Linked DNA regions of Homo sapiens: region 2 is linked to region 1. The links are chromatin loops, found by intact Hi-C in ENCODE. Cell type or tissue: A673. All regions are shown on one strand.

Region 1 (2,500 bases):
AGAAACGTCAGCTGTGTCTTCAAATGCCTCCAGAGCATGGACTGCAGCTGCAAGCACTGCTGGTGAGCACTGAGGCCCCACACCCTGAGGTAGAGGCAATTCCTCAAGAAGTCTTTGACAAGGTGAAGCCAGAGGTCTGGGCATGAGACCAACCTGAGAGGGAAATTAATGTGAGTCCAATAAAAAACAAACTGAAGGAAGGGCCCCAACCTATCCGGAAAAAAGCAATACCCCTTAAAGAAGGAAGTCTTGGAAGTTATCCAGCCAGCATTAATCTGGTTTTTGCAATATGGCTTAATAAGACCTTGTCAGTCCTCATACGATACTCCTTTCCTGCCATTAAAGAAGCCTCATTCCCATAAGTATAGGTTTGTGCAAGATCACAGAGCTATTAATGATACTGTGGAAGACATTCACCCCATCGTGGCTAACCCATACACTATGTTTGCTTCACTACCTAAGGATCACGAATGGTTTACAGTGCTAGACTTAAAGGATGCCTTCTTTTGCATACCAGTAGAAATAGAAAGCCAACTATTGTTTGCTTTCGAGTGGACAGACCCTGAGACAGCTGCACAGTTTCAATATTGCTGGACTGTGCTCCCTCAAGGGTTTAAAAACTCCCCAAGTATATTTGGAGAGGCTTTGATTCAAGACTTGAGAGGCTTACAATTAGAAAATGGGGTGCTACTTCAATATGTGGATGATTTATTAATTTCCAGCACCTCAAAACAAGAATGTCAAGAAAACACTGTAAAGACCCTAAACCACTTGGCAGCTTGTGAGTATAAAGTTTCAAGTAAGAAGGCCCAAATATGTAAGCAAACTATAGAATACTTAGGGTTTTTGTTACAAGAGCAGCTAGAGCCCTGACGGTGGAAAGGCTAAGTGCAATTGCCTCCATCGTGATGCCCACAACCAGGAAGCAACTAAAGGGCTTCCTAGGAATGGCAGGATTTTGTAAAATCTGGAGTCCCAATTATGGGTTAATAGTAAAGCAGCTATATCTAAAAGGAGCAGACCATGGGAAATCGAACACCAAATCACATTTGAGCAACTAAAGCATAAATTAATATCTGCTCTGGCTCCAGGACTGCCAAACCCACACAAACTTTTCCAACCTTATATGCATGAAAGACTAGGTCTAGCACTCTGGGTCTTAACACAAAAACTGGGAGAAATACTACAGCCTGTGGCCTATTTTTCAAAGCAGCTCCATACTGTGGCTAGGGGCTGGCCCCCTTGTCTTAGGGCAGTAGCCACGACCTGCTTGTTGCTCAAGGAAGCTGAGAAGCTGACTCTAGGTCAGCCCACCATGATTTCTGTGCCACACTAAGTCTTGGCGTTGTTAGAACAAAAGGTGGCTATTGGCTAACAGCGGGCAGATTGGGCCAATATCAGGCTATCCTGCTCGATGACCCTGCAGTGAAACTGCAGACCACTGGAACCTTAAACCCCACCACTTTGCTGCCACCTACTGGGGAATCAGAGGAACTAATACATGACTGCCCAGAAGTTATTGATCAAGTGTTTTCTAGTCCCCTAGATTTGAAGGACACAGCCCTCTCATGTGCAAACTGGACATTGTTCGCAAACAGGAAAAGTTTAGTCATTAATGGAAGAAGGAACGCTGCCTATGCTGTAGTGAGTCTCAGAGGGAATAGAGGCAAGAACTCTCCCAACAGGGACTTCTGCACAGAAAGCTCAGTCAATCGCCCTTACCAGAGCCTTGCAACTGTCCCAAAGTAAGAGTGCCAACATCTACACTGATTCCAAATATGCCTTCATAATAGTCCATGCACAGGGTGCTATCTGGAAAGAAAGGGGCCTACTGAAGGCTGACAATACTGAAATCAAATACGCAAAGCAAGTGTTAGAGCTACCAGAGGCAATAAAGGCCCCAAGAGAAATAGCTGTTATGCGTTGCCCAGGCCATCAGTGCAACAATTCTGAAGTAGCTAGGGGAAATGCTTTCTTAGATTGCACAGCCAGGCACCTAGCCAGCTCCAATGTTGAACTCCGGGTTCCTTTAATTCCCCAAATAGATTTGGCAGCCTTCAAACCTAGGTACAGTCTTGAGGACGAAAAGGCTACCAAGGACAAAGGGTTTATTCAGGATGAAAAATGACTGGAAATTGAATGACAAAGGCCTAATCTGGGTGTCAGAGATAAAATTTCTTTTATCCTATTCTTTCTGTTTACACCTAGTATTGTTTCTGCATCCACTGCTAACCTCCTTCTACAATGGGCACAGGACTATGCAGACAGCCTCCAGCATGATTCCTGTTAGGTCTGTGGCCTGTTACCCCTTTCTAGCACCACCGTGGTGGGTCTCACCTATGCAAGGGAAAGATTGGAGACATTTACAAGTCTTCCTGGATTTAAAACACTGGACCGGCTCACAAATGATGGGAGTGACTAAGGCAAATGTGTCAGAATGGCTGCACAACTTTCAATGACCCAGGACATGGGTCTTTCCTTCACCCAATACTAAAATATA
Region 2 (2,500 bases), 360 kb before region 1:
TGCGACCTGACCCTGGCCAGTGGGGAAAGGGTGCAAGGGCAGGACTTGCATCAGGAATAAAGGCTCTTGTGCCCCTTTGTTCAGGTGTGCTCTCATGGTGACTGGCCAAGGAGAAGCACCCCTCTGCACAGAAGTAAAATTGCTTTGCTTAGAATCCTTTGAGTGTTCAATCTCCTTAGGATTTTGAGTGTTATTCCCAACAATTCTGGTGCCCAACTTTGGGGCTTGAATATTCTACTTCGGGAAGGGGGTCTTCGGTCACCCCACCCAGGGGAGATGCATCCCACTGTCTATAGTTATGGTGGCCCAAGGGTGAGGGAGATCAGGCCCCACCCGTTGTGACGAATAAATCTGGATTCTCAGCAAAGCGGGGAGGAGATGCTTGTAAGACCGAGGCAATAAGAGGACCAGGTAATTCTTGTGCACAGAATAAGGCAGGAGACTTTGCAAAGGCGACAAAGTATTTCCTTGGTGATTGGGATAATTTGGAGGTTGAGAGTGTGTAAATGGGGCTAAGCATTATGGTTGTGTGGAGTGAGTCTTCTCTGCGGTTTTGTGCTGCCATCTATCAACTATGGGCAGGAACAATCAGAGTAGACAAAGAGAAAGAAAGATGCAAGGAACTTCCAGAGGGATGAGCTATAGGATATGCAGGAAACCCCTAATGGGAGAGGTTAAGCCTCCAGAAAGAGAGAGGTGAGACACCTCTAATACCAGAGGTTGGACTCCCTCTTAAAAGCCTCAGTAAGCCTCCAGAAAGGGGGAGGTGAGACACCTCTAACACGAGAGGTTGGACCCCTTCTTAAAAGCTGCAGTGAGCCTCCAGAAAGAGGGGGGTAGACACCTCTAACAGGAGAGGTTGTAGCCCCTCCCCACCAATAACCTCTAAGATGGGGAATGTTTCAAGTAAGACAGGAAAACTAAAGAGTCTAGAAAGTGATGAAATTACTTCTGATAGCCCCTTGGGGCTTATGCTGAAGTACTGGAAAGATAAAGAGAGAACCAAGTATAAACGAAAACAGTAGATGATAAAATGTTGTTGTTTTATTTGGGTTCGAGAACCCATCCTTAAACCCTCACATTTCTGGCCAAAATTTGGGTCTAATGAGGAGCAGATTTGTCAGCTCTTAATCGAGCGTGTTAAGGATAAGAGTCCTGTCTCCCAGGAAGAAATCGTTTACGCCCTCTGTTGGCAGCAGGGGCCTGTCCTCCTTTACTCTTTAGAATCTAGAGGGAGAAAGCCAAAAACCAACCTCTCTAGAAGGGAAAGACCGGTGTCTAGACAACCCACACCCACTAACACGTGGGTCTAGATCATCTTCCTCCATTCAGTGCCCCCGATCCCGCTCCTCTGGTTTCCGTTTCAGGTCCCTCCCCTGCTTCCTCTTCCTGCTGTCCCTGATCCCGCCCCTCCGGTTCCCATTTCAGGTACTTCCCGTGCTTGCATCCCTCTTCCAGCTTTTCCGATCCCGCTCCCCCGGTTTCTGTTCCAGGCCACTCCCCAGCCTGTGCCTTCCCTCCGGCTGTGGTTTTGGGTTACTCCCTAGCCGTTTCAGGCCACTGCCTTACTTGTGTTACTTGCCGGTGTTCTATTCCCCCAGCTGCTGCTATGGATCCCTCACCCACTTGTGGTGCCTCTACTCATATTGCTCCTCCTCCCTATAATCCCGACTTTGCGGAATAACCATCTTGTGAGCCTGCCCCCACCAACCTATTAAGTATCCCTCATTAAAGGAGCTTCAACGTGAGATAGAGCAATGTAAAAAGGATATTAAAAACTTTCCATTTCTCTCCACACCTAGAGAGCCAGATCTGACTCTTTCCACTAAGAGAGGTACCACAAGGATGGGGCGGGGGGCTATTGGCTTTGTGAACGCCCCCTTGACTAGTTCGGAAGTCAGGTATTTTAAAAAGAGCCTAAGCCACTACTGGATGACCCTTATGAAGTAGCAGATCAAACTCATCAATTTCTAGGGCCTCACATATACTCTTGGGCTGAGTTGATGTCCATCTTGGGCATCCTCTTTTCTGAGGAAGAATGAAGTATGATTCGGAGGGCTGCTATGGCACTTTGGGAACGTGAGCACCCTCCTGGTCAAAATGTTCTTTCTGTGGGCTATAAATTTCCCACTCAAGACCCCCATTGGGACAGTAACAATGCAAATCACTGGGAAAATATGCAGGACCTAAGGGAGATGATAATAAAAGGAATTCAAGAATCAGTACCCCAAACTCAAAATCTTTCTAAAGCATTTGATATTCAACAGGAAAAAGATGAGGAACCCACTGGATTCTTAAATAGATTGAGGGAGCAAACGAGACAGCATGCAGGCCTTGATTTGGAAAACCCCTCAGACAAGGAATGTGAAAACTTCACTTTGTTACTAAAAGTTGGCCAGACATTTCAAAAAAATTACAAAAGATAGAAAATTGGGAGGACCATCCCCTGAGTGAATTGCTCAGGGAGGCTCAAAAAGTATATGCAAGAAGAGACAAGGAA

The links. Peaks named below come from ENCODE experiments on the same cell type or tissue, not always from the same donor. Only the 100,000 strongest peaks of a DNase experiment are listed, where the experiment ranks them.
Region 2: it touches region 1 in a loop (3-fold over the local background); 4 of 110 quality-filtered maps call a loop at or near these places.

Annotation. Positions count from the first base shown.
Region 1 is chr4:107,735,713-107,738,212 of GRCh38, forward strand. No RefSeq gene overlaps it. Among named protein-coding and RNA genes, the nearest start is that of PAPSS1, 17 kb to the left of the region's middle. In A673, a CTCF peak has its summit at 1,498 (motif pointing left); a DNase peak (open chromatin) is centred at 1,449.
Region 2 is chr4:107,379,831-107,382,330 of GRCh38, forward strand. No RefSeq gene overlaps it. Among named protein-coding and RNA genes, the nearest start is that of PAPSS1, 340 kb to the right of the region's middle. RefSeq lists an enhancer at 1-55. In A673, CTCF peaks have their summits at 551 and 1,192 (motif pointing left); DNase peaks (open chromatin) are centred at 551 and 1,181; H3K27ac peaks cover 1,080 bases.